Linked DNA regions of Mus musculus: all the other regions are linked to region 7. Evidence: chromatin loops called from intact Hi-C (ENCODE). Cell type or tissue: left cerebral cortex. All regions are shown on one strand. Region 1 has its middle 15 kb from the start of Gm46229. Region 2 has its middle 25 kb from the start of Gm40680. Region 3 has its middle 12 kb from the start of Gm40680. Region 4 overlaps Rtkn2 (rhotekin 2). Region 5 holds the start of Gm51825 (a long non-coding RNA gene). Region 6 overlaps Gm46230 (a long non-coding RNA gene). Region 7 holds the start of Egr2 (early growth response 2).

What was found. Hi-C counts contacts between places; a loop is a spot of excess contacts. Peaks named below come from ENCODE experiments on the same cell type or tissue, not always from the same donor. Only the 100,000 strongest peaks of a DNase experiment are listed, where the experiment ranks them.
Region 1: a loop joins it to region 7, with 4 times the contacts of the local background. A loop is called at or near these places in 32 of 42 quality-filtered maps.
Region 2: it touches region 7 in a loop (3-fold over the local background); 31 of 42 quality-filtered maps call a loop at or near these places.
Region 3: it touches region 7 in a loop (7-fold over the local background); 31 of 42 quality-filtered maps call a loop at or near these places.
Region 4: a loop joins it to region 7, with 2.0 times the contacts of the local background. A loop is called at or near these places in 3 of 42 quality-filtered maps.
Region 5: a loop joins it to region 7, with 4 times the contacts of the local background. A loop is called at or near these places in 4 of 42 quality-filtered maps.
Region 6: it touches region 7 in a loop (4-fold over the local background); 2 of 42 quality-filtered maps call a loop at or near these places.

What each region holds. Positions count from the first base shown.
Region 1 is chr10:67,317,004-67,321,003 of GRCm38, forward strand. No RefSeq gene overlaps it. Among named protein-coding and RNA genes, the nearest start is that of Gm46229, 15 kb to the left of the region's middle. In left cerebral cortex, a CTCF peak has its summit at 2,215 (motif pointing right); DNase peaks (open chromatin) are centred at 1,149, 2,197, 2,780, 3,689 and 1 more place.
Region 2 is chr10:67,727,923-67,731,922 of GRCm38, forward strand. No RefSeq gene overlaps it. Among named protein-coding and RNA genes, the nearest start is that of Gm40680, 25 kb to the left of the region's middle. In left cerebral cortex, a CTCF peak has its summit at 1,557; a DNase peak (open chromatin) is centred at 1,554.
Region 3 is chr10:67,715,592-67,719,591 of GRCm38, forward strand. No RefSeq gene overlaps it. Among named protein-coding and RNA genes, the nearest start is that of Gm40680, 12 kb to the left of the region's middle. In left cerebral cortex, no CTCF peak of the experiment used is centred here; a DNase peak (open chromatin) is centred at 2,106.
Region 4 is chr10:68,006,675-68,010,674 of GRCm38, forward strand. All of the region lies in intron 6 of Rtkn2 (rhotekin 2), which reads left to right. Among named protein-coding and RNA genes, the nearest start is that of Rtkn2, 29 kb to the left of the region's middle. In left cerebral cortex, a CTCF peak has its summit at 2,082; a DNase peak (open chromatin) is centred at 1,754.
Region 5 is chr10:67,480,660-67,484,659 of GRCm38, forward strand. It overlaps Gm51825 (a long non-coding RNA gene), which reads right to left and starts at 1,924. Exons shown (of 2, transcript XR_003949057.1): 1 at 1,572-1,924. In left cerebral cortex, no CTCF peak of the experiment used is centred here; DNase peaks (open chromatin) are centred at 1,812, 2,249 and 2,917; H3K4me3 peaks cover 301 bases.
Region 6 is chr10:67,358,990-67,362,989 of GRCm38, forward strand. The region is part of intron 2 of Gm46230 (a long non-coding RNA gene); the gene reads left to right. Among named protein-coding and RNA genes, the nearest start is that of Gm46230, 11 kb to the left of the region's middle. In left cerebral cortex, no CTCF peak of the experiment used is centred here; DNase peaks (open chromatin) are centred at 1,591 and 2,019; H3K27ac peaks cover 259 bases.
Region 7 is chr10:67,533,982-67,537,981 of GRCm38, forward strand. Egr2 (early growth response 2) reads left to right here and starts at 1,518. Exons shown (of 4, transcript NM_001373983.1): 1 at 1,518-1,549; 2 at 1,652-1,757. The coding sequence starts at 1,659. It overlaps Gm32255 (a long non-coding RNA gene), which reads right to left and starts at 2,199. Exons shown (of 4, transcript XR_380523.3): 1 at 1,273-2,199. In left cerebral cortex, CTCF peaks have their summits at 1,413, 2,172 and 2,382; DNase peaks (open chromatin) are centred at 1,416, 1,631, 2,178, 2,954 and 2 more places; H3K4me3 peaks cover 2,715 bases; H3K27ac peaks cover 304 bases.

The DNA.
Region 1 (4,000 bases), 220 kb before region 7:
TTACTGCTGCTGCTGGGGTTTTTTGTTTTTTGTTTTGTTTTTGTTTTTGTTTTGTGTTTTGTTTAGCCATTTAGACCTTTTATTGTATAAAACTTGGAGATACGTGTACACGTTTATGCATAAACATATGTCACATGCACACAGATGTGCACATGAATTTATGACATACACCCACGCACAGATTTGCACACACATGTAACATACTCATTTAGAGAGCCCACTTTCCACCTCCAAGGCCAGCACACATCTGAAGGGTCCTTTCTTGCTTACCTCATTTCACAGTCATGTGTGCCATCTTCTGTGATGGCACCATGGCTTTCAGAAATGTAAGCGAGCTGGGCAGTGGTGGCGCACGCCTTTAATCCCAGCACTTGGGAAGCAGAGGCAGGCAGATTTCTGAGTTCGAGGCCAGCCTGGTCTACAGAGTGAGTTCCAGGACAGCCAGGGCTACACAGAGAAACCCTGTCTCAGAAAAAGAAAGAAAGAAAGAAAGAAAGAAAGAAAGAAAGAAAGAAAGAAAGAAAGAAAGAAAGAAAGAAAGAAAGGAAGGAAGGAAGGAAGGAAGAAAGGTAGGTAAGCGAAGGTTCACAGGACTCTGTATTTGGAAGACAGGAGACAGTTTTGGGGTTTGTTTGATGTATGGAGCCTTTATTATTATTAATTATTATTTAGATAAAGGCTTTCTGTATAACCTGGGCTAGTCTCTAACTCAGTCTCCCTACAGGTGTGTGCCAGCAAACCTGGCTCAGACAGCTCCTCCCAAAGAGCTTGCTTTGCATCCTAGACCAAATAGTGCAGACAGCATCTTCCACCCACTTACCGAAACTGCCAAATATTGACCATTTCCAGGACAATGTTCTTTCTGCATGAAGGACTTTATATCTGAAGCAGTTCTCACACGATTTCGCAAAAGAACTGGATGCGGATTTAGTGGGACAAACTTTAAGTATAATGGCAGGTCGTGCATTCCCGGGACTCCAGCACAAAGGGGAGAGAGCCTTAGTTTCTGTCTCCTAGGAATCAGCCACTTTCAGTGTTTCCTTCAGCAGGATACAGATCAGGAGGAAGGGGGAGGGGCCAGCGCTCAGGTTCTGGCGCCTGTGCAGCCGGCCCTTTAAGGCGAAGGCACTCTCCAGTCCAGTCACTCACTGGGTTTTGAGACTCCTCTCCCCGCTCCAACCCACACTTCCCCTTCTAAGCTGTGCCATCCTCAAAGCCTTCATTTTCCACAGCGTCTTCACTGACAGGGCCTCCCGTGATCATACTTCTTTTTCTGCCTTTCACTACTTTGCCAGCTCCATCGTGTGTGTGTGTGTGTGTGTGTGTGTGTGTGTGTGTGTGTGTGTGGCGCGCGCGCGCGCGCGTGCTCTGGGGTGCAACCACCGTTGGACTAAGGTGCATCTTGCAGAGGATGCCCAAACCGCTGTAGGTTTTTGGGAAGAGCAATTTTATGGCCAGCAGGGCCTTGTTACACACCTCCAGTTATGCCAGGGAGGTGTTTGCTGGCCTTCCTACACAGAAGTCTGGCACTTCGCTGAGTTCACCGACCTGCAAAGAGCTTCATCCAGAACGCAGCCCTGCCAGAGATTTCCCCCTCCATTTACTCTCTGCTGGTGGTAGACCGACACCCCAAAACCACAGTTAGTTTTATGACATGGCAGTGCCAGGCTACAAGACTTTGTCTCTCCTTATAGGGAACCTGACTCTCTGCTTCATCGTAGGCTTGATTAAAATGGGAGAAGGACTATTTTACCTCACCACAGAGAGAAGTAACTAAAAAAGTAGCCTGCTAGGCAAAGTCTCATTTTCATACAGGTCCCATTTTCCATCCTACAGCGCAGGATGCCGGTGCTGTTGGCTGACACCGACACCCACTGTTGCAAAGGAAATGTCCTAAGTGGCTGGGGTGGGTGAGGCGCTTACCACAGCCGAGGCAGGTTTTACTTCATGGAAGCATTATTCGCACTCTATGTTTAATTAGACTATGCCTTCATTTGTGCAGACATAAGCACACGCGTGCAGGCGTGTGCAGGTGTGCTGACCCGAGCACGGACACCTGGAGATCAGAAGCGGACCCTGGTGTCTTCCTCCCTCCCTCCCTTCCTCGACCCTAAGTTACTTAGTCATTCTTTGAAAAGTTTATTTATGTGTGTGCATATGTGCATGCTCGTTTGTGTGCTCGCCCTGTGTGTTCAGTGCACACAGAGACCAGAAGAGGGCATCGGATCCCCTGGAACTGGAGTTAGAGACACTTGTCAGCTGAACAGTGTTGGGAATCACCTGGTCCCCTGCAGGGACAGCAGGTGCTCTAAGCCACCAAGCCATCTCTATAACCCCTCTTCTCTCTCTCCTTCCTTCCTTTTTTTTATTTAGATATTTTTATTTATTTGTGTGTGGGGGTTAGCGGGTGCATCTGGGCAGGTGCATGCACACATGCATTATCTGGAAGACAAAGGACAGCTTTGGGGTGGGGGGCTCAGTTCTTATCTTGCACCATATGCTTGCTGCCTGGGGAGTGATAGCAGCAGGCCATCAGGCATGGTGGGCAGGCACTGAGCCCCTGAGCCATCTTGGTGGCTTTAACTTCTGAGTGCAGCCTCTTACGGAAGCTGGAGTTTAGTGTGGCAGTTAGAGCAGCCACCAGTCAACCTCCTGGGAGCCAGCTGTCTCTGCTTTCTGCTAAGGCTAGTGCCTGGGTTACAGACACACGCCTTCATGCAGTGTCTTTGTGGGGATGCTGGGGCGCCAAGCTCAGGTCCTCTTGCTTGCGTAGCAAGCGCAGTATGTGTGGAGGAGTCATCAGCCGAGGTGTGTTTTAAAGAGAAGTTACATGAACTTTGGTCTGCCTGGTCATTGCTCACTCACTCGCTGGTCAGGCCTTTCAAAGTTTCCTCAGGGCCTTCTCGCTCCCCCAAATCCCACAGGCTTTGAACACTCATCATAGCTGCAACTATCTTATTTTAGACCGTCCAATATAAACTGTTGAATTTACCATTCCTTGTCTTAATGTCGTTGGCAGATTCGTAAGGTCTGGTCATGCACGGGATTGTAGGTGGTTTCATTCTTTGTCCACCAGAGAACACTTCAGTTGTGTGGAAGGCATGCCTTTCTGTCATGAGCTGACTGGGCAGGTGGCGGGGGCTGGGGGGAGGGTTGGGGAGGGAGGGCTGGGGGGTGGGTTGGCTTCAACGAGGTTTTGCTTATAACAAATATGTAGTCCCTGCAGTTGATGCAGTAATGGCTGTTGGATAACTGACATGTCACAGAAAACAAAGGACGACATAAGTGTCAGTGCTGGGAGCCAGAAAAGTGACAGCTTTCCTGTGTCTGTTGCTGCAACCGCTCTGGGCTGGGGCCGGCCGCCACATTTAAGAGGCCTGCGAGTTTCCTTGAAAGGAGCGGGGTTGTGAATGGAGCCAGCGGTGTGGATGCGGCTCCAGCAATACCCGAGCTTCCAGTGTGGAATCTGAGTGGGAGGGAAGCATCTCATTGCTATTTACCTGCAGAACTCGGCCTTTGACACCCGCGATGAGCCAGCGCTTTTGACTGTCGCCCCCTGAGGAGGCGGCATTCCTCAGCCCACACTCTGCTCCGCGCTCTGACTTCCCTGAGCATGCTTTGTATCCCTATCTTTTTTTAAAATCCAGACTCTGCATTTTGAGGGAAGCACCAATCCAGGGCTTTGCTTTGCTTTTTTTTTTTTTTTTTTTTTTTTTTTTTTTTTTTGTCATTGCAGGGAGACCCACAGAGCCACCCACACAGGGATGTCCTCAAAGGGAGTCAGAGATGCTGAATCCTTTGAAGAAGCAGTGGGGAGACAAAAGGGATTCCCCCATGTGCCTGTGTGCCTGCACATTCTTCCTTTCCCACCACTCTATACAGAACTCACAGACAGACGAATGTCTATTTGTAGGTCCCAGGCACTGGCAGATAATAAGGGAGTGAGACTTTGCAGCATCTCTGGCCTCTGGTTTCAAGGCATGGCGGAGTTTGGTCGGCT
Region 2 (4,000 bases), 190 kb after region 7:
GCAAAAAGCAAAGAAAAATAGTAAGGTGCTTTTGTGCAAACCACAATAGCTTGTCTTGGGTTTTCATGAGTGGACAGGCAATGCCTTTGTCTCTGTTTCCGACAAAGTGGGACCTCAAGTCAGTGCTCTGTCACAGGTTATGTGTACTGTGATTAAGGGGACAGAGAGTGAAAGGGAAAGAGGGGCATTAACACCAGGCTCTTGCATGTTTGTCTTAAAATGCTCCCTGGACTTGAGGAAACACTAACACCCTGTGGGAAGCAGCTTAATCAGGGTTAGCGGTTTCCATGTTAGGATTAGAGGAAGGGAAGTGAGGGTTGGGAGTGAGAGCAGAGATCAGGGAAGGCTCTGAATGGCAGAGGATACATATAGGGTGTGGCCGGAAGGTTCCAGAAATGAACTGCAGTCCCTCGTGGTCTGAGGTGGGACTGACCGTTCTCATCTGGTTTGAAACTGGCTCCCTGCCGCTGGAGTATCCCTGAGACTCCATGCTCTACTTGCTCCCCCACCACACCTTGTTCCTACCTCCTCCACGCCCTGCTCCTTCACATTAGATAGCTTCTCCATCTTCAGCAGCGGTGTGTCCTGAGACCTTCAGAGGTCAAGTCTCTTTGGAACACTCTCTGAGACAGCCCTTGAATATATGGTCAGATGGCAGTATTTACCCTGGAGGCCATTTATGGGCCCCACCCTTGAGATTACCTAACAAGTTTATGGGGTTAGAGTCAACCCAGGTTCAGAGGAATCAATCAACAGGTAGTCCTGAACTAAGTTTGGAGTAGGAAGTTATTAGGACAGGTTGGGGGTTGGGGAATTAGAAAGATCACCTTGGAAGAACCCAACAGAACAAGTCATGGGAAGACTTAACCTGCTGCCTGTTTTATGAAAGTGAAGCTTTTGTGGTCCACAACCATGTAATGAGTTGCTTTTATACATGACAGTGGCAGAGGTGGGGAACTATGAAAGAGACAGAGTGGCTTGTTGAGACTAACATATTTACTACCTACCCTAGTATAAAACGAATCTACTGAGCCCCAGACAGTTGGGGTCTTGATATTTCTGCCTCCCTTCTTTGCAATGCAAAGATTTACCACTGCTTGAAAAGTCCACTGGGTAAGGTCTCAACTCTCTGTCAGATAGTCCTGAAAGGATAGAACAGAGCACACACACACACACACACACACACACACACACACACACACACTCACATCCCTACCTGAAGACTGTGTCTCTCTGAGAGGGGTGATGGTTCATCTCTCCGATCAGCAGACCCAGAGCATTATATGGCTACCAGGAACCACAGTGGGTGTTGGAAATATGTACATGGGTGAGGATTGCTCAGATCTGAGCCACTCTTTAATGAGATGTCGGCACAGAGCGTTCACAGGGAGCCGTTGCCATTGCCGGTGGCTTAGTCTCTATCATCTCACTCTTTCTGGATCCCTCTTCCTCTTAGGTCCCTGGTTCCCCTGCCTCCATAACTCTCTCCCATGCTCCTTTCCTTTCTTTTCTTTCTTCCTCTTGCCGAGATCTCAGGCCAGCCAGTGACACCCAGTGGCTCAGACAGGCATTACTTATTTGTGGACTAGCCTCTTGGTCTGAAAGGAACAGGAGAAGACAGACATTTCCTAAAGGGAGGGATTCAAATGCAGTTGGATGACTGCAAGGATCCCTTGCAGTTCTGGTCCTCCCTCGCCTGCTCCAAACACTAACTTATTTTTGGAACATTTAAACTTTAGTATAAATGAAAGACCCAAGGGCGGGCTGCTTACACAGAGACAGATACCATAAAGGCTCTTTTAGGTGAGTAGTCATGCCATACTGCTCTAAGCAGACTATTGCATTGGATATGGCTAACAATACTAGAGGGCGGATCTTAAAAGGTACCAGGGGGACAGATCTCATGCCAGTGTTCTTATTCAAGGAAAAAATAACATATGATATCTTTAGCCTGATCATGATAAACTTGAAGGCATATGAACTTCCTCCATACCCACTTGTAATCACTCTTACAGCCATCATTATAATTGGTAATCACTCACTTGAAAATTGGAGGCCCCATTCCTCTTGCCCAGGGTCTAGGGATATGGCTCATATGGGGATATGGAGATACAGGGATATAGGGATATGGCTCATATGGGGATATGGGGATACAGGGTTATGGCTCTTATAGGAATATGGTGAAATGGGGATATGGTGATACAGGGATACAGGGATGTGGCTCATATGGGGATACAAGGATATGGGGATACAGAGATATGGCTCACATGGGGATATGGAGCTATAGGGATATGGGGTTAAAGCATCTGCCAAACCAGCGTTTAGAGTCTCAATACCCAGAACTCACACAAATGCCCAGTGGACATGGAGGCCCGTAGTCTCTGCCCTCTCAAGGCAAAGACAAGCGATCCCCAGAGCAAGCAGGATATTAGTGAGCTGAGTTCCATTGAGAGACCCTGTTTCAATATGTGTATGTGTGTGTGTGTGCACATGCATGCATGTGTCTACATGTGCATTTGTGTGTATGCACACGGTGAGTGCACACAGGTGTGTATACACATGCGTGCCTACAGATCTAGAGGCCAGAGATCCACATATGGGGGCTCCCTCAATCACTTTCCACCTGATTTTCAGGGTCTCCTCCTGTGCTTAGGTCAAGCTGGCAAGCCATGAGGACCCAGCACTGGGTCTTCAAGCACCTTGATTACATGCACACATGTCCCCTGCTCCTGACCTTTGCATAATCTCGGAGGATTCCAACTGATGACCTCATGTATGTGTGGTAGGCACTTTACCAACTGAGCTAGGTCCTCAGCCTTCAGCTGGACATTTTCAAAGGTCTCAGAAACCCCTTGTACTAACTTGTGTAATTAACCCCAAGAACCATGATGATCATGACCGATGAGGAGAGCTGGGGTTCTCGCTAGTGCATTTTCCATTGCTACTAACACAATACTATAATTTATAAAGAGTTGAATTTGACTTACCAGGCTGGTCCATGGGCAAGGGGCTACATCTACTAATGACCTTACTGTGAATGTTTCCAGGCGGCACACAGACTTCCAGGGATTGTTTGAGAGGTCCAGCCAAAGCAGTTCTTTAAGCCTGATTCAGCTGCAGCTTGACATCACTCATGAATCCATTGCTACTCTGTCAGTGGCCGTTCATGAATACAAAAAAGTAGACAAACAAACAAACAAACACCACCAAGATTTTTTTCCTTTTTATTTGTGCATATGTATGCGTCTAAGCCTATGTCATGTGTGTGTGGGTGATGGTACAGGGCCAGAAGAGGGCATCAGATACCCTGGAGCTGGAGTTACAGATGGTCTGCAGCTGCCGGATGCGAGTCCTCTAGGAAAGCCCTAAGTTCTAACAGTTTTGCCTTCTTTTCTGATACCGCTGCTCCCTCCCAACAGGTCCTTACAGTCCGACCTCACAATATCTCCTAATGAGAACTACATTTCCAACAAATGTTTGTAAGGGATAAACAGCATCACAGTATAGCAGGGGCTTCGGAACATTTGCCCAGCATGCACAAGACCCTGCCTTTGGCACCACAAGAAGAAAATATAAACACACCGAACAAACTGGAGCTGAGCAAGTCTCATCTCGTTCCTGAACTTGATGGGGGGGGGGGGAAATCACTCCTTGTGGCGGAGGAGGGGGAGACACTGTGACAAGGGGACAGAATGGGACTGGAATTTCTGGCGGGCGGGTGGGTAACTAGAAGCACATCACTTCTAGAAAGACGATACTTTGCATTGAACTCTGGCTCAGAATTAGACCGAACCACTTGAGACTGCACATTTTTAAACGGCTCAACGGGTTGAGCACATGATTCATCGTGATCTTAACCCGGGTAGAGCTGAGCACACAGCTCTGCTTTCCTTTCTGAAGGTGTTCCTTCACTTCACTGCTCTGACTGTTGAGTAATTTTCCTCTCATGTGGCAACCCAGGTTTAGGAACCAGGGAATGTCAACTAGGAAAGACCTCAAA
Region 3 (4,000 bases), 180 kb after region 7:
GTAACCATTCAATGCTCTGTCCTAGTGTACACAGAAGTGTTTGAGGATGCTCTTGCCAAGCTCCTTGTGTTCGGTGAGCGTGGGGGAGTTAAGACACCTCTTCTGGGCACTCCCTGTGGGGCTGTGCATGCATTTTAGTGAACCGAGAAGGGAACATTATGTTATATTGCTATACAGTGGGGAATCCAAGTTCTGATTGGACCTCAATTAGGAATGGACACTTTCTGCTAAAAGAGGAAGCTGTAACCTCACAAACTCTTGAAGAGTGATAGGCAATAGAGCCAGTAAGGAGGCACAGCATGCCATCTTATAGGGAACAAATGCTTCTAGGTTAATTAACAGCTCTGGCTGTCTTGGGATGTATTTACAGAACCATTGTTTCAACTCCAGTTAATTTCAACATTTTCTATAGATTTCAACAAGTCTGTATGAGCAATACTGAGAACCCAAGAGTAACTGCATTAACAGCCCAGATCTAATGGCTTCAGATAGTACCAAGAGCCTTAAAACAAGGACAGCACCACGTTTGTCCAATACCACTGGACAAGAACCTTACAAACATAGAGAACAAGGCAGGCTCTTGAGTCTCTCCTGTGACTGCCGGTCAAGAGTCACTAGTGGTTCCCAGAGGGTGTGCGTGTGTGAGGTGCCTGGGTCAGGGCCTGTTTATCTGTTATCCTACCTTCTTCACTGCCTTCTCCAGGGTCCCCCTGCACATACACATTAGCAACAGTGTGGCATATACTGATAGTCCTTTGAGGGACGTTAAGACAAAGCTCATGTTACACAATAGTCAGAAATTGTGAAGGACGGGTTAGGAAACTTTCTATCCTCTTATAGGGATTTCTGAATATGTTCATTTGGGCTTTCTTGTTCTGTGCATCTTCCCCAAACAGGAAGGGAAAGAGGAAGGGAAGAAAGTTGAGAAAGAAGGGAGGGAGGAAGAAGAGGGAGGAAAGAACCCATTCAACTAGGAACTGCTAAATACCTCTTGGTAGATAGGATGATGGATTTGGTGACTTGCCAGCCTCTTTCCTAGCCAGTTCCAGATGAAAGACGGACCTCTGGTTCTTCTGAGGGGAAGCCCTTTGACACCTGGCAGGAAGCAGCCTCGGTGAGTGTGGAAGCAGACCTTCATCTAAATGTTCCTAAGCTTCATTCCATCAGTTTTCTCCTCTGCAGACAAGGCTGTTCCTCACGGGTCTGAGAACCACGGAACAATGCAGAGGTGGAAAAGTCCCCAGCATCTCAAAGTACAGCTTCAGATGTCCCTAGTGGAGCTGTGCAGAGTGCCTTGCCCAACCGCATCGCTGGATTCTTGGCCATCCTAGAATCAGCCGTCATTGGTTGGATACCTACTGTGCAGTACACAGCAGCACTGTTTCATGCCTATGCTGTGAGCTTCACAGCTTCTGTGGGGGACCGGTGCTATGGTTTCTATTTGTGGGTGTGGAAGCATTAACTAGGAAAGATTTGGATCCAGTCAGAGCTGACCCTGTTGTCTGTGCCAGGGACATACTTCAAATCCTGATCTTTATACTGAACGGCTCTGCCGCCTCTGGCCTACAGAGTGAATTTGGGCTGTCTCTGAAGTTAAGCTAGGCTCAAGGCCTTCATTACCTTCATCCTCTGCGGTATAAAGCTTCCTTGTACTTGATAGATTTCAATATATTTGCTTTTTAAAATATTCTTTAAAAAAACTGATTATGGGACCTTCTGGGGATCTGAAAATTCACTTGTGACCTTTGAACTTTACAAGTTTTACTCTGGGGGAGAGGGGAGCGTTTGATGCCACAAGGTTAATTAGACTGAAAGTACATACGTTCCCACAGAACTGTCAAAGTCAATGGTAGTGTCATAGGAAATAAAGTATGTCCACAGTATTGAGGCACTAAGCGTGAGCCTAACAGGCTCTGGGTCTGCCTGGACTGGCATCTGATGTCCTGCCTGAGAAGACAGAACAAGAAATGAATCACCTGCCGCAGTGCTATGTGCTATTTTCAAGCTGTTTGGCTCATGAGTCCTGCACAATGTAGCAGCCCACTCTAATTTGTCACACCAAAGGCTTCCTTTTGAGTAAACAGCGGTCCACACTTCTGTTGGCTCTGAGTCACCGCTTAGTGTTCAAGCTGAAATGCCAGCACTGTCTTCAGCACAGTATACAGTGTGAAACCAAGTGGGCGGGGCGAGATGGGTACTTCCCATGGAAACTTCCATGTCCCACACCGGAGTGGAGCCTCCAGCAGAGTCTCTCACAGCATCCTTGTGGGGCTGTCGCTTATACACAGTCACCTTCTCCTCCTCTCAGCAAACCCTTTTTCCTCATAGCTAAGGAAAGAAGAGCCAGTCGAGTGAGTTGTCCAAAGACCCTGGAGTCTTCTATATGACTTGGCTATATCACCTCATATGATCTTACACCTTGTCTCACAGGCATCCTCTCCTCCAGTCAAATGACATCTTCATAGCATCTTCCACTTGACATGCCACTATGACATCATCATAGCCTCTTCCATTTGTCATGCTACTATGACATCATCACAGGCTCTTCTGTTTGGCATGCTACTTCACTTCCCATCCGTGTATGTATGTGTGTGTGTGTGTGTTTCATCATCTCTCCATACCATAGCTGTTCCTGAGTGGTTGGCTAGAGACTCCGACTAGACCCAACTCAAGCATTCCTACCTCCCACAAAGCCTTGTCAGACAGGTGACCTTCCCCAGAAAAACCTTCTCCCATCAAAAAACAGCTGACTCCTCTGCACCCCATGCCATTTGTGTTTTGACTGCACAGTTGCTTATTGCATTGGATCCCATAACTTATTAGATATGAATTAGATATTAATATGTCTTCCTGGGCCACAGACTTGAGAAGTTGCTAAAAGGGCATACAGATACAGCTGCAAGTAGTGAAAAGTATGACCAATTAAGAGTGGGGGAAACTAGGGGATTATTTATTTTTAAAAATACATTTTTTGATAGATAACGTTAGGACAATTGGGGTATTTGTTTGTTTGTTTGTTTGTTTTTAAAGACAGGATTCACTTGATAGCACTGGTTGGCCTGAAATTTACAATGTAGACAAGGCTGGCTTCAAACTGATGGAGGTTCACCTGCCTCTGCCTCCTGAGTACAGGATTAAGGATTTGTACCAGCATACCACACCCAAATTTATATCACGAGGTGCCCTGTTTCCTTGTATATTTCTGCCCAGCTATTTTTATCCTGTGGCTGTTTTCCTTCTGGCTCTCGCCCAGTGGTCTAAAATGGCTGGCTCTTTATCATATCTAGTTTCGAGGTACGCAAAAAGTTGACCCAATATGCAATAAGGTGTCAGTAACCAAGTCTGCCCCTCTAATAATGGCTCGTCTTCCTTTTCAGTGGTGGGAATGGGATTATCTGGCTATCACTAGACACAGAAAGGAGGTGAGATACACTGTTCAGCTGGATTATACTGAGATGCCAAAGATAGCCAGGGTTTGCTTAGCAACACAGAGGAGAAACTGTAGTATTGGGCACACAAGCATCAGTGTCTACTGTGTGCAGGGATTATGGCTCCTTGTCAGGTTCTCCTTGGGGCTTAGCACAGAGTATGGCAGAATAAATAAAGGGCCCAACCCAGTGCTATTTGCACAGTGAGTCTGCATGTCTTCCTATTCTCAGACATGGGGATATTTAGGGATGCAGGACAATAAAATGATGGAGAACATCTTGGTGGCACACCACATACATGCTTCCTCCGTACACCTGGGGATACTCAGAAAGCAATGCCCGGGATACACACGAAGGGGAGGTGATCTTCCTGGTGTAGATGGCTGCTATGAACCCTTCATTTCCATTGGTAAAGCAGTGGTGTCTAGAGCCTCACTAGGTCCTCAGGACATCTCTCTCTCTCTCTCTCTCTCTCTCTCTCTCTCTCTCTCTCTCTCTCAGTCCTCACTCTATGGAAGGCCCTCAGCCACAGAGCAGACTCCCCTTGGTCTATTGAAGACCATCGACTACTC
Region 4 (4,000 bases), 470 kb after region 7:
TTGGCCTTATTTATTGAGGAAACCAGGTTTTGCAGTGCGCCTGTATGTGTAATCTAGCTGATTGTATCTCTGTGCTGCTTTGAAAGCATTTCCCCTTGTAATGGAGCTGAGGGTTGGATTCAGGTCTCAATCCGGTGTGTTTTCACGCTGTGTCGTTCGGGGTTCCCGTCTCACTTCTGAGCTCCCGTGTTTCTAGCCTGACGCGTCATCCATCATAAAGCTTGCTACCTGTCCTTTATTCGATGCGTTTAGCAGCCATTGCTCATAATCCCGTGTTTCATTGGAGACGTGAATCTGATGCTCCCTAGATTTGCCCTGCGTGTCTTTGTAATTACTTCTCGGAGAGTTTGGTGCAAGGTGTTTGGATTCTAATTAATCCTCTTCCCCAGCTGTCTCCAGGTGCACCCCCCACCTCTTACCCACCCAACCTCACACCCCAACCCCCACTCCCCCACAAATCCTTCCAGACCAATTGAGCCTGCCTAAAATATTCTTGATGTGTGGTTCCTGGTTGATTAACCAGAGTCTGCAGTCTTAAGAATGCTGCTGTCTGTTTCTTTAGCTGGCAGCTAAAGTAGCCAGTGGCTCCACAGCAAGGGGTGAGACTGTGTCCAACTTCCCTCACACCACGCTGGGATGTGGTCCAGCTTGGGCGTCCACAGGTCCTGTGCATGCTGTCGTAGCTGCTTCGAGTTCATGTGAGTGGCTGCCTTGCCCTGTCCATAACACACGGTATCCATGCAGTGATCCACTGTCTCTGACTACTGGACCCTTTTTGCTGTCTCCTACACTGATCCCTGAGCCTTGGGAAGAGGAGGTGCCGGAAAGGTGCTCCGTTCAGTTGCCCTGCATTTCTGGATAAGCCAGCACGAGGTAGATGAGGCTAGACCCATAGATGATGACGTAGATGAGGCTAGACCCTTTGGCCTGCATTTTTCATCAAAGCCCAGTGGTTTTCTTGGTAGCCTCTCGTTGAGTGTTCCATTATTGCTCTCAGGAACAAGCATTCCAGTCTTGATTCTTTCAATTTATAATTGGCCTCTGCTATTTGCCCATGAGTTCGAATGCTAGGTTATTTTGTTTTGTTTTATAGGTGTGTTTCAGGAACCTTTCATTATTTTATACCATGAAAGTCTGTCAAAAGACGTGATAATACAGTGGATTTTACCCAGTCCTGTCCTTCAGGTCTGAATGTAGAGTGTGCTGGCTCACGCACAGCCCACAGCCCCTCTAAACGGTCACTTGGTAGGGGCTTGTGCACAGCATTGGTATTCAGAGAGCATAAGAAGATAATTTTTGCTTTTTAAGATACAGATCAAGTTCAATGTTGAGACTTCCACTTCAGGTCTTATTTAGCCTTTAACCAAAATGAGTGCCTATAAAATAGTATGTAACTAGGAGACGGTATCTGGCCAAATATAGCTATTTTTCTTTTCTTAACAAGAATGCATTTTTCTTCTCACTCCCATCTAAGTAATCTTTATTTTCCATACCCCTTGATTCCTCCCCCCCACCCCACCCCAATATTATAGCAGTCAGCCTACTTGATAGGAAAAATGTAGCTGATTGAACTTTTGGGAAGTTGGTAAAGGAACGAGTGTAATGTTTTAGAGACAAGCTGTTGACCAGAATGCTTCTCAAGTGAGATCATTGTTGGTTTGGAAGATGCCCATGCAATTAGTCACGGGCTAAAAATGAAGCGACTTCAAATACCATCATAAAATGGTATTGTTGGGCTTCAAGAAGACAGTGAACATTTTTGGCGAATTTTTAGGACGTTCCCTGGCGTGACTCATTTCCTCCCCTTATCTGTGGAATGTAGGCTTACTGAAATCTCTTCAGCTACATCTTGCCAGTTTCCCCCTAACCAGTGAATTAACTGCTTTTGTATTGTGACTAGGGCAGTGTTCTTCATTGTTAAAACATACTTTAAAAACCTGTAGTATCATTTGTGATATTTTAGTTGACTAGAAGACAAACTAAATTTAAAAGCAAAACAAACAAGCTACTCTGTGAAGAGCTAGCTGAGTTAGTTATGAGCACTGGTCTTCTGTCTGTGACCACAGTACCAGGGCACCTGAGGTCCCCTTCTGGCCTCTGAGGGTCCTGCAGGCAAAACAGGTATCCATAAAATAAAAATGAACGGCCCGAGAATACCCCGTGCTACATCTTAAGTTAGGATGAAGGTATAAAACAATCTAACACATCTCCAGTAAGTGAAGCGTGTGTGGTTTGAAACGTACCGTGAAGAGGTTTAAGGGTGGGGAAGCTAATGTCGTTTCTAAATTTAATTAAGGGGTCACTCAGCTTCCCGGTACAACTAGCCTTGGAAAGGACCCCGCCGCAGGGAAGTCCTGGGGTTCCTGAGATTTCAGAGGTCGCTAGTCAGTCAGGATTCTTGCAAAAAGTGCTTATACGCCATTGTTTGTTTTCCTTGAAAAGAGCCCCTTAATTTTAAGCTAGTCGATAATGAGACGGGCGCGCTCTCTCTAGCCACCAGCAAGTCAAGTTGAATTCTCTGAACTTCCTTTGCAAAGGTGGCCGGAAGTCCCTGCCCTGCTGCTCACCTAGACCAGAGAAATGCTGCCTCTTAAGAGTACCTGAAAGGAAAGCAAGTGGTCACGGTTCTCTGCCAGCCACCACTGCTTAACCACACCAATCAGGTCACTAGGAAAGCGGCATGAATTTCAGGACTAGAATCTAGAGCCGCGAAGCTGGGATGCGGGAGCGCTGGGTAAGGGGGTTGTTGTGTTGGTCCCATCCAGTTTCAGTTGTTGGGGACGGGGCATGCTGCTTTGCTTCTGAGCAGAATGTGTTTCCTCCCCTGTTTCAGCTCCTCCCTGTGATGTGTGTATGTTTCTACTTAGGCCGCACCCCCAGATCTCCTCTGAAGTTTCTTGGTATTTAACCAGTTATCTTCCTTGGCCATATCATCAGCTGGCTGTATTCTAGCATACCCGTTTTTTAGAAGGGATTATTAGTGCCTTTCGCTTTCATACTGTTATTTTTAGATGTGCCATTCCTAAGACTCGGAGGTTAATGACCTGTATGTTTACCTTTTAGTAGTTGGGGGAGATGCTTTCTTGCGCATGATCATGTTTTAAAGCCTGTGCTGGATATGGAGATAGATATAGATATAGATATAGATATAGATATAGATATAGATATAGATATAGATATAGATATAGATATAGATATAGATATAGATATAGATATAGATATAGATTCATCTTGACACAAACTAGGGTCAACTGAAGAAATAACCTTCATCAGATTGGCCTGTAGGCAAGTCTGTGGAGGTGTTTTCTTCATTAATATTAATGTGGGAGGGCCGAGCCCAGCCCACTGTAGGTGGAGCCATCCCCTTGGGAAGTAGTGCTGGGCTATATAAGAAAGGCTGAGCAAACCATGTGGATTAAGCCAGTAAGTAGCCTTCTTCCAAAGCCCCTCCCTCAGTTCCTGCTTCCGTGTTCCTATCTTGACTTCCTTTCACGGACGATAAACCATAGGATGACGTAAATCCTTTCCTCTCCAAGTTGCATTTTGTCATGGCGTTCATTACAGCGATGGAGAAGCAACCTAACACAAAGCCGAAGAAAAACCTTAAAACCTGTAATTCGGTCTTCGCATCATTTTTACCTAACTGGACACATAAATAACATACCTTTTCCCCAGTGCTCCAAGTGAGCACAGATGCACGGGGTCCCCATAGCTTTTTTCTGTGCACAGCAAGACCACTATTTATCTTTAGCTGTGTTGGAATGACTGATCTCAAGTGCTATGGTTGTCGGTAAGAATAAATTATAGTGTATCTCCTACAAATATATAAGAAATACATATTATCATAATATTATATATTAAGAAAAATATATAAGAAATATGGAAGACACTACAATTTCTTTCTTTCTTTTTTTTTTTTTTTTTTTTTTTTTTTGGTTTTTCGAAGCAGGTTTTCTCTGTATAGCCCTGGCTGTCCTGGAACTCACTTTGTAGACCAGGC
Region 5 (4,000 bases), 53 kb before region 7:
GAGAGAGAGAGAGAGAGAGACTATCCTAACACACCTGGCAACACCCAACTAGTTTAGCTTTTCTTCTGGTTGCATTTATAAAGTATTCTGACAAGAGCATCTTAAGGGTTAATTTGGCTCACAGCTCAGGTATGTCACAGTGGCAGAAACTTGAGGCGCTGTTCATACTTCATACACAGTCAGAAAGTAGGCGGCGACAAGTGCTTACTTTCTCCCTTTCACACGGTCCAATGTACTAGCCAAAGGAATGGTGCCACCCACAGTGGGCAGGATGTCTGTCAAGTTGAGAACTGAGATTTCCCACCACAGAGACACTCTCATCTCCTCACTGTTTCCAACCAAACAACAAGAAGCATAGTTCTCTCATAGGGTAGATGCCTAAACTGAGGCTTGAGGTGACTATGGCAAAACAGAAAGTTGTGAAAGGAAGAGTTTCTCAAGGGGAGGGAAGAAACAACAGTGGCCAAGGCCCTGATCTTGCTTTGGTAGACTTCACAGAGAAGGAGTGATGTTGCAGCTGCCTCTGTCTTGCTGTTTTTATTCAGTATTTATTTTATGTATGCACCTTTTGTGCAGCACTTGGAGGTCCCTTTGTTTCAACTTACAAGCCTAAACTGAAAGAATTATTTTAAATTAAGATGTCACCGGACCTGTGAAATGGCTCCCTGGGTGAGATCACCTGCTGCCAAACCTCATAACCTGAGATTGATCCCCAGAGCCCACGTAGTAAAAGGAGAGAGCTGGCTCTCACATACTGTCCTCTGCTGTGCCACACACACACACACACACACACACACACACACACATACACCCCTATAACAATACACCTTCACTCTTGCTTACTCTAAACTTTTCAAGGTCTGGCTTGCACTCTTTCCCAGGACCACCTTCATCCTTAACACAGTCTCCCACAGGAAGTTTTGGCCAGTGCTAATGTCATATTTCAACATCCATTTTGCCCTCCATGCTCTTCTGGGTTTCTGAAGGATGACCTCCCTTCTTCTTCATCTTTCCTTTTCAAACTCCATCCTTTATTGCATTCCCATCTGTCTGTCTGCTTGCCTGCCTGCCTGCCTGCCTGCCTCTCTGTCTCTGTGTGTCTCGCTGGCACTCTTTCTCATTGAGACAGTGATCTTGCTATGTAGCCAAGGCTCATCTTTTCTTTATAAACTCCATCCTTTATTGTGCTATCTGTCTGTCTGTCTGTCTGTCTGTCTGTCTGTCTGTCTTTGTGTCTCTCTGGTTCTGTCTCTCATCACTGAGATGGGGATCTTGTTATGCAGTCAAGGCTGACCTAGAACTCTTAGTGATCCTTTGTCCTGGAGAGATTACAGATGCAAGACCATGCCCAGCTTGATCCATCCTTCAAGGATAAGTAGTCCCACCCACCCTCCCTCCCTCAGGCCTGGGCCATGACCTTGAACTCTGGCTCCAAACGCTTTCACCATCGTCTTTGTCCGGGAATGACTTACACCTGTATGTCTCCATTGATAATTTTAAACTCTGAAAGTGTACTGTGTTTTGAAACCTGACACAGAATCTAGGTTGTGTAGTGACAAGAAAGTGTTTACCCAAGGAGAGGAGCGATTTCACAAACACCAGCATCGTCTCAGAGAGAACAGGAAGCCTCGGATGAACCACAACAATCGGATGGATCCTGGCTGCCAAGTGTGCGCGAAGTGACACTGGGAACAGAGCAGGGTTCTCCCACAGATGCGTTTCTCGGGGTTTGGGTTGTTTTTCCACGTGATGTACTATGCTCCGAGCAGTTCCTCCGAAACTGCCTTCTGTTTGTTCACAGCATCTTCAGATATTCTGGAAGTAAACACCCTTGGCAGTCAGCACAGCATGTGAGCAGATGGGAAGGCAGGCATTTGCTTGCTGCTTGGCTGTGGGAGCCTCGCCTTTATTCACGAAAGGGATCCGCTTAATAGATTCGCTCAAAGCCAGCAGGTGTAGTGGGGGAGAGAGAACGTTATGTAAGATACAAGCTGAATATTCAAAAACTCTAGCTCATGGTCAGATAGACCTTCTAAAGTGACTGAGAAGGCCTATTTTGTAAGAATATTTTTGGGGGAAAAAGAAAGGGGAAAATTTTTTTAAGGACCTGGGTTCCCTATGCAGCCCAGGATAGACTCAGGCTAGATATATAGCCCAGACCAAACTCACAAATCTCTTGCCTCAGCATCTAAAGTACTGGGACTCCTTACAGGTGTGCTCCTTAGAAGTTTTGTTCATCACCTGACTGTTACATCACTACATCCTTCAAGGAAGCTCAGTCTTCCAGAAGGTTCTGTGTTAGGATGAGGCTCATGGAAACAGGACTAGTGTGCATGGCCATTAGAATTCATGTAAGTAATATGTGATCTTTTAAAAACAAATCACGGACTCTCACATAGATGCTGAGAAGTGAATGAATCTTTAACGCTACAAAAGAAAAGAAACACACCTGAGCGAGCAGCCTCCCGCTCAGTTCCACCACACCCCTGCTATGCTACCCCTCACATCCTCTCTGAACCATCACACCCTGGACAGATCACCCCTCTACCCACTTAGTGGCACAGAATGCCTTGACTATTGGCTGTTGGTTTATACTATTCTTATTGTATAAATGGATCCTGTAGGGTTTGTTGTTGTTGGTTGGTTGGTTGGTTGTTTTAAGGCACGAAATTACCAAGTACAAACTGGACAAGAAACATTTGGAAATTCAACCATCCAGCAGCATGTCTAGGGAAGCAGCGGACAAGGACTAGAAAGCATGCCTGCCATGTCTATGGGGAGTCACCAAGATGCTATTGTTGGAAATTTAGAACCCGTGGTGGCAACCGCGCTGGCACAAGCTGTCAAACCACTAATTTTTTTTTTTTAATTTTTTTTTTTGACTCAGTGGATGACTCATTTACTCTCTCCTTGCAGACTGACGAGGCAGGATGCGGAAGCCCATTTGGGCTTAGCACGTGGATGGAAAAAAAAAAAAAAAGACCTAGCAGATTCCTAAGCTTCAAAATGCTGTCACTGACAAAGTGGGCTGGAAGCTGGCTGTGCTTGTGAGAGCATCCTTCCTCATTCATGAAGCTCATAGAGGTTACAGAGCTGGAGGTGTGCCCCTCTCCCAGCCTGGAGGGGATTAAATCAGACTTTGTTTAGCCCACCTAGGATGGAATCTTCTGACCTAGGCGAAGTTTATTGTCCTGCCACATCTGCAGCTTCCTGCAGAGCAGATGAGCTTGTTTTCCTGACAAAGATTCTGGCAAAGTGGAGGCTGGGTTTCCCCCCTTTAAATTCAGACTTAAGAATTCAACCATTGGACCTTGATCAGAAACTTTATCTTTGTCTCATTCCTTTCTCATTCGTCCTTCCCATCCATTCCCAGCTCTTCTTCCAGGTAAATTCGGTTATACATGATCACTGGACAGCTACATGGAGGGGAGCCATGAAGGCTGAGGCGTCTGTCTCTGTTAGAAGTCAGAGCCACAGCACGGAAGGGCAGCCCATGGGATGGAGCCAACACTATCCACTGTAGTATCATCCTAACCATGGTCACATATCACAGCAACCACTGCAAGAGGTGGGGAAACCCACAGAAGGAAGGGAAAACCCATCTTTTTTTACAGGTTATTGTCTGCCCCATCTCCAAGGGTGCCTTCCTCTTTATTGGCTGCTCAAGCAGAGGATAAAATGGGTGGCTTTTCAAGACAGAGCGGCTTAGCATTTAACTTTTTTTTTGTCCATTTATTTATTTATTCACTTTACATCCCAGCCCTCCTCTCCTCCCAGTACCCCCCAAAGCACCCTCTTCTGTCCCTCCTCTTCTCCTCTAAGAAGAGGGAGCCCCCTCATCCAGGGTGTCACCCCACCCTGACACATCAAGTCACTGCAAGACTAGGCATACCCTCTCTCACTTCCTGTTTCCAGAAGGCTAGACTTGGAAACCAAGGTACTGCCCAAGCTGTGCTCAACCTAAAATATGTAGGGCAGATTCCTTCTTCAATGGCCAACT
Region 6 (4,000 bases), 170 kb before region 7:
CCCAACGTTATAAGAGGGAGACAAAGCAGACAGAGACAACCTAATAAGAGGTGACCCTTGGCTGCATCTTGATGGAAATGAGCTAACAACAGGACGCAGGAGATGGTGTGTGTGTGTGTGTGTGTGTGAGAGAGAGAGAGAGAGAGAGAGAGAGAGAGAGAGAGAGAGAGAGGGAGAGAGAGAGAGAGAGAGAGAGAGAGAGAGAGAGAGAGAGACACGGTGTGGTACATGTGTATGTTTGCATATGGAGGTCAGAGGTCAAACCCATGCATTGTTTCTCAGGTGAAGTCTACCTTGGTTTTTGAACCAGGGTCTCTCTCTGGCCTGGAGCTTGCCTATTGTGCTAGGCCAGTGAGCCTCAGGGATCCTTCTGTCTCTGTCTCCACTCTGCCCGTCCCCCATCCCACCTCGTGTTGGGAACACAGTCACACATCACCACAGTTAGATGTCTCTGCATGGGTTCTAGAGATGAATTTCAAGCCTTCATGTTTTCAAGGCAAGCACTTTACTTTTTTTTTTTAAGATTTATTTTATTTATTTTATGTATATGAGTACATTGTAGCTGTCTTCAGACACACCAGAAGAAGGAATCGGATCCCATTACAGATGGTTGTGAGCCACCATGTGGTGGCTGGGAATTGAACTCAGGACCTCTTGGGTCATCTCACCAGTCCGGCAAGCACTTTACTGACTGAGCCATCTGTGCGATAGTCCTTAATAAACTTGGCTTCAAAAAAAGTTTTAGGTTCATGGTAATACTAGGTAAAGGGATTTCCCATATATCCTCCCCACAGCCTCCCCATTATCCACGCTCCCCACCACAGTGATAGTATTTATTACCATTGATGAGTCCACACAGACAACACGCCTCCCCCAGCCCCCTATCAGCTGGTGTCTTGCTCTTGCATGTTCAGAGGATTGAAGCAGTGTTCAGAGCCATAAGTCCAACATTGGAATATCACACAGAGTAGTTCAACTGCCCTAGAAGCTTCTGTAGCTACAGGTCATCCTTCCTCCCCTCTGAACTCTGACCTCTGACAGACCTCTTTCCTTCTCTGCAGCTCTGCCCGGTCCAGCATGTCATGTAACTGGGTCCATATGCCTTGTAGGCTTTTCAGATTGGCTTCTTTCCCTTCCGTATCTTTTCATTCTTTGGTAGCTCTTGTTCTGGGGTGGTGGTGGGGAGGCAGGGTCCCAGTCTGGCCTCAAACTCGGGCTGTGTCTGCCTCAGTCCCTCTAGGGCTTCCATGACAGATGTGTTCTGTCAACCCCAGCCTGATAACTCTTCACTTTCAGAACGTGTGGTAACATTCCTGTGCAGATGGGCTATAGCTAATTATCTATTCATCCAGGGCAGAACATCTCAGATACTTCCGAGTTTTGATGAACATCGGTTCTTTAAGCAGGTAAGGAGGACACAGAGAAATGGCATCAAAGTCTGTTTGAAGATTGATATTTAATGTGTAGGATGTGTATGTGGAGAGAGGCTGTAATAGAGAAGGCTAATTTTATTTAGGGAATCATTCCAAAACCACAGTGTGGATCCCATGTGAGAGGCACTTCTACTGTTACTATTGTGCTTGGAAACAGACATAAAGAAAAGCTGATTTATACACTCTCTTTCTCGCGCGCGCGCGCACGCACACACACACACACAAACACACATGGTGAGCTGATGAGATGGCTCAGGGGGAAGCTTGCTGCTAAGCCCAGTGACCTGAGTTTGGTCCCTAGGACCCACGTGGTGGAAGGAGACAACGACTCTGACCTCTGCATGCATACCGTGGTATAAACTCAAGCGTGCACACATGTACGGCCACACACATGCCATACATGTAAAACACAAGACGTTCTGTTGGGATGAATTTAAGTCATGAAGGTTTCTCTGAGAGTCTGGTGGAGAGAACCCCAGGCTGTGGGCTTGAGTGCTGTTTGCTCCTCGTGACTCAGAGAGAACCATGTGGCTTGTGCCTTTCTGAGGAGCCTCGCTGAATGTCTTGGAAGGAAGCCCAACATCGGAGGTGGTGGTAATGGCGGTGATGTGGCAAACTGTCCAATTTGTCTGAACACGGGGAGCCACCCTCAACTTCTAAATAAACTCAGAGTGAGTCACGCCAAGAACAGAGTCCACAGCCTCATTACAGGAGAACAATTGCTGCCCCTATTCAGTGCTGCTTATACTCACTGGGCTTTGCAGATGGAACAATACTGTCGGTGTGCCTGTGACTGGTCAGGGCAATATGTCACATAAAGATTCTAATGGCATCCCTGACACTCCATCTTTGACAGAATTTATTTCATCTGTTGAAGTAATACACTCTGGTGCTGAAGAGACAGATCAGCAAATAAAGCCCGTGCCGTACAAGCGAGAATTGGGAGTTTGGGTCCCCAGAACCCACATAGATGCTGGGTGGATGTGGCGGCCTGCTTGTAATTCCAGTACTCAGAAGATGGAGAGAGGGCACCTCAGGCCCAGAGCAAGCTGGCTGGCTAGAGTAACCATGTTGGTGAGCTCTGGGGAAGCCTGACTCAGTGAACAGGGTGAAGGGTTGAATGAGATCCAGGGAGGCTTTCAACATTAGGCTTAGGGCTCTCTCTGTCTCTCTCTCCTTCTTTCTTCTTTCTCTCTCATACACACAAACACACATAAACACACATATAGCAGCAACACACACACACACAGACAAGTGTGTGTGTGTGTTTGTGTGTGTGCCTGCCTACCCACTCATGTGCAAACATGCATACATGCACACACGCCATACACACATACGTGTAGAGTAACACAATTGTGGGCCCCATGAAATTGTCCCTTGAATGCGCCAAAATTGTTGATATCTCTGTCAGGACCGGTGTCCCTGAGGATGTCAGGGTTGACAGCCTGAAGAGCTTTTATTCCGCTCACTTTAATTCTCCCCTTCCTCTCTAGCCCCTTACTCAATACATAAGCTCCGTGGTTATGCAGATTGTAGAACGCCTACCTAAGGCTTAACGCCTAAAATCCCCATTTAAAAGAGAACATAGGATATCTGTTGACTTGTAGGGTCTGGATTACCTCAGTCAGGATGATTATTTTTTTATAGCTCCATTCATCCATTTACCCATAATTTTCATAATTCTTTTAACAGCCAAATAATGTTTCGTTTTCCATTTTTATTATTCATCCATTTGCCTAACCAGTCGACGGGCATCAAGGCTGTTCTCAGTGTCTGGCTATGGTGCATAGAGCAGCAGTGAACATGGCTGAGCAAGCATCTTCTCTGCAGTGGGATGAAGCATCCTTTGGGTAGATGATGCCCAAGCGTGGTCTAGCTGGATCTTGAGGTAGAGCTATTCCCATCCTTGCCTAGAACCAGAGCGCACTGCTTTCCATAGTGGCTGTACAAGTTTGCATTCCCACAGCAACGGAGGAGTGTTCCCCTTACCCCACATCCCTGACAGTATGAGCTGTCATTTGTTTTATTGATCTTGGCCAAGGTGACTGGTAGACGATGTAATCTCAAAGTAGTTTTTCTTTTTTTGATTTGCAGTTTGCAAGAGCATGTCGAAAGTATAAGGGAGTCTTAGGAGGGAGGTAGCTATTGTTAATCTGGGGCCAGCCCCACTTTTTTTTTTTTTTAAACAGGCTCAACAGCTCAACAGTGTGGGGATCTCTTTTACCATAGTGAACTATGAGAATTCTGACCATAGCCATGTCTTTGGAAAACAGATATTCACATATCTGGGAGAAATCCAAAGTTAAGTCATCCTGCAGGGGCAAAGAGCCTGTTGGTGGCAGTGCTACGTACAACAGAGAGAACAACACTCCATTCACCTCGTTAGTAAACAAAGTAGAGATAAATATTTACCATGAGAAAAATGTTTCACCGCCAAAGGTTCGAGGAAGCAATGCTGGTGATTAACTTTCTAGTTACGGAAGTTGACTGAGGAAGATGGGCAGGTACCCGAGACAGATTGCGTACAACAGTAGCCAGCAACTGATCCATGTACAGGGCTCTGTGAA
Region 7 (4,000 bases):
GTAACCATCATCCTGTTAACACACTTTGTAGAACAGCTACGAGACCGACCGAAAGAAAGTCCAAAACCACCCTGACAAGGCATTCCTTAGGACCTTCTAGCCATCTCCCAACTGCCCACAGTGCTACTTTACCCTCATCCCAGGCAGCCTGCATCAAAGGAATCTCCTGGGTTTTTTTTGACCTCCTCTGGAAAAAGCAAATGAGTCTGGCAGCAAATTGTTCCTGACTTGATATCTTTTGGAGTGTCTTATTCACATGTAGTGACAACTCTCTCTCTCTCTCTCTCTCTCTCTCTCTCTCTCTCTCTCTCTCTCTCTCGTCATTTGTTTGTTGCATTTTTATCTAAACACTAACAGTTCAAATGCTCCAAAGTAGGGAATCCTGGTCTCACCTTGGTATTCCACTCCCACATCTCAGGGTTCTTCCTCTCCGTAGAACAGAATCACACCCCCTGCCTTCCTCTTACCCCTCCTTGCCTCCAGGAAGGATACCATGGGGTTGGGTTCTCTTAAGACAGCAGCATTAATATGCTTGGTCATTCCTTCCCTGGAACAGGTCTGCAGAGTCGCTACATTGGAATTCTCCCTCTCCCTGAAGGGGTCTGTCTGTAACAGCCCCCTCTCTCTTGCCTTGTAGCCACCCTCTACTACCACCTCAGCTTCACTTTCCTCTGAAATGCCAAAGCAAGATGAAATTGATGAAGTCGGCGTGTTCTTCCCTAATGGGGTGAGCCAGGCTTTCTGAGCACCCCGCATAGTGACCAGGGCAAGGGACTTGGATCCTGAAGACCGGGCAGCAGATTTGAACTGGACCACCAATCACCAGCTGCGAGACTTTAGGCAAGTTCTTTTAGCTTTCCTGAACTTATCTGTCTAAGCTCGCTGGGGCTGGCTTGAAATATGTGCTCTTGATTTTGTTCCATTATCTACGCTGACTACATTTAAAGGTTTGTACTTTTTTTTTAAAGGGGGGAGGAAGAAAGTGGGGTATGGGGGGGTAAGTAAGGCTATCAAAGACTGGTTCTCCTCCGATGTTCTGGAAAGGCTGAGAGAGGGACTGGCCCCGGGCATCCTTCAGAGCCTGGCCTGCCTCGGGGCAGCTAGCCTCTATTAGCACCTGCCTCCCCTCCCCCATGTTTAGCCATAGCTGGGTCCAGCGAAGCTCTTAAGGGTAGGTGAGAGAGTTCTTGGAAGGCTCAGCTTCCACAGGGTTCCCCCCCACCCCTCTCCCCCTTTCTAGACTCCTTGATGGTATGGAACCACTTCTCTTACCCCCACTGTCCTCCTCTGCGAAGGTTGGTAGCGGCAATCCGCCAGCTTCCCGCGCTCCAGTCAGTTCTACCATCATCGGGCGTCTTGCCCTGGGCTGGCTTCCCTGCTCCCCATTCTCTCCGCCGCCCGGGAGCTCCCCCTCGGGGCGGCGCGAGGCGGCAGCCTGCGGGGTTGGCGACAGCGCGGGGGAGAGGGGCGGCTGCTGCAATCCTCCCGCCCACGTGCACCGACGGCAGCGAAGCGCCAGCAGTCGCCAGGGCCCGCGCCTCCCGCGCGGGTGGGTGCTTCACCTCTGGGGCTGGTGGGGGACCCGTAACCTGAGTCCCACCGCCGGGACCTCTATTTGCATAACCCGACCCCCCATTTCTTCCCTACCCAGGCTGGAGATGAGAGTCGGGCTCCCCACCGAGGCGTCGTCTTGCCTGTGGTCAGCGCGGGGGCCGCGGGACTGGCCGGAGCGCAGGCGGAGCGGGCTGGCGCACGTGGTAAGAGCACCACTATTTCTTCCTTTTCTCCCCCCTCTCCCTTCGAAACAGGGCTTTGCAGGGTTTTTAAGAGGGTGGGATACCCACAGAGGTTTCGCTGAGCGTTCTCTCCTGTCCCCTTTGAATTTGATCCCCAATTGGAAAGGAGATCGCGCGCAGAGCACGATCGAGAAACTTTCCCAGATAATGCTTTTGGGCGTTTGAAGTAATGGCGAGGACCATTCCCGGGAGAACAACTTTCACGGTTGGCACGAGGAGAACAGCGCTGCTCAGAGAGCGGCGACAAGCCGGCTCCTGGTGGCACTGGGGCTCCCCTGACCACCGTACTCCAATAGGGCAGGAGCCGGCGCGCTGCGGCCGCGGGCATCGCAGGTGATGGGCGGGAGAGCGCCTGCAGCGCCGCGCTCCCTCCACGGCGTGGCGCCGTGGCTCCTGCCCGCTGGGGATCCTCGCTGCTCCGGGTAGCGTGGGTCAAGAAAGAGAACAGCCTAGCCCGGTCTGAATCCCTTTTCTGCGGGACTTTGAAGCTGAGAAGGGCAGGGCAGTTTCCCAGCTTGCGTCTGCTATCCCAGGCTACGTAGATCCCGGAGCCTCGGGCTTGGGTACCCTGCAGTAGCCAGAGCGCATCGGAAGAGGGCTGGGCGCGTGGGGAAGGTGGGAACCGAGTGTCCGGAGGGCCAGCAGTTTTAGCTCTCTTAAAAGTTTTTGGTCATTTAGCAGGAAGCTTTCTCCTGGAAGGGCTTGTTTATTTATTGACTTATTTATTTGCCGGGGAAAACACGTGTGGGGGCCATGGCTACCAGAAACTGTGCCATTTGTTGTCACTCAGCGCAGAGGAAGCTCTAAGCAAGGGCGTGGGGGGGGGGCTATTCCTGGGGTAGACCTTAGGCGCGGGTGGTAGGATGCACCCCTCCCCGTGGGGGGGGTGCGGGGGGTTGGTGAGTTGTGAAGATGAAGGCAGTGTCTTCCTAGGATATCCTGACTGTCGCCAGGCAGGCAGGCGCACACACGCGCGCTGTCAAGAGGGAGGAGGTGTGTAGTGTGTAGCGTAAGGTGTGTTGAGTGGGTTTGTAAGAGGGCAGCGGAGGAGGGAGAGTGTGTAGCGGAAGTGGAGCGAGCGTGGTGTGTGTGTGTGTGTGTGTGTGTGTGTGTGTGTGTGTGTATGCGCATCGGGCAGGGTGAGTGTCCAAGCCTCCATCTGGTCGCCCCCACGCAGCGGACCGCCCAGACACGCCGGGAAGGGCGCCCGCTCTGAGCAGCAGCTGGAGGGGAGGGGGCGGGGAGAGCGCGGGCAGAGGGAGGGGGCGCCTCCGGCCGAGGATCTTTCTCCCCGAAGCTCCCGCAGCCCTTCTGCTCCATTCTCTACCCTAACCCCTACCCTCAAGTTACCTAAAAATACTTAAACAAACAAACAGCCCAGACCTGTTCCGTTTTCACTCCTGTATAAATAGCACAGACTTTCCAAAAAAGCAAGACCGCATTTACTCTTATCACCAGACACTACTTTCCACCGTGTAATTCAGAAAAAGGCAGTCAGCTTCCGTGAGTGCGGGTAATTTTTTTCTCTCTCTCTTTTTTTCTCTGTCTCTCTCTCTCTTTTTTTCTTTTGCTTGCGGTTTTGAGCTGCCAAGAAAGTGAAGGAGGGGTTTGACTGTAGTGTCTCGGCAGCGCTCGGTTTTCTTTCCGAAGTTTAATTTTCCGGAATGGCTCCCAAACAAGGGCCGGGGAGGCGGAGCCGCCACTACCGGATCTTCTCCTTTTTTGGAAAGTCTCGGAGAACCGGAATTCCTCCCCGCCCCAAGAGACAGAGCTACCAGCGCGGCCGCCGTGGGTGAACTCACGGCGGCCGCGCTAGGGTCGGTGCTCGCGCCTTCTTCCCGCTGAACTCTGCAGTCCGGAGTCCCCGCTGCAGGCAGGGGCCGAGAGCCCCAGACCCGGGTGGTTGTCCACCGGCTGCAAATCGTTCCTGGCGAGCTCAGCGGAGCCCGCGCAGCCAAGCCCGTATGCAAATTGGCCATGTGACGGCAAAAGCTGCCAGGCCCAGCCCTGTTCCTCAGTCCATATATGGGCAGCGACGTCACGGGTATTGAAGACCTGCCCATAAATACTCCGAGCCTAACACTTTCCGTCTGAGAGAGCAGCGATTGATTAATAGCTGGGCGAGGGGACACACTGACTGTTATAATAACACTACACCAGCAACTCCTGGCTCCCCAACAGCCGGATCACAGGCAGGAGAGAGT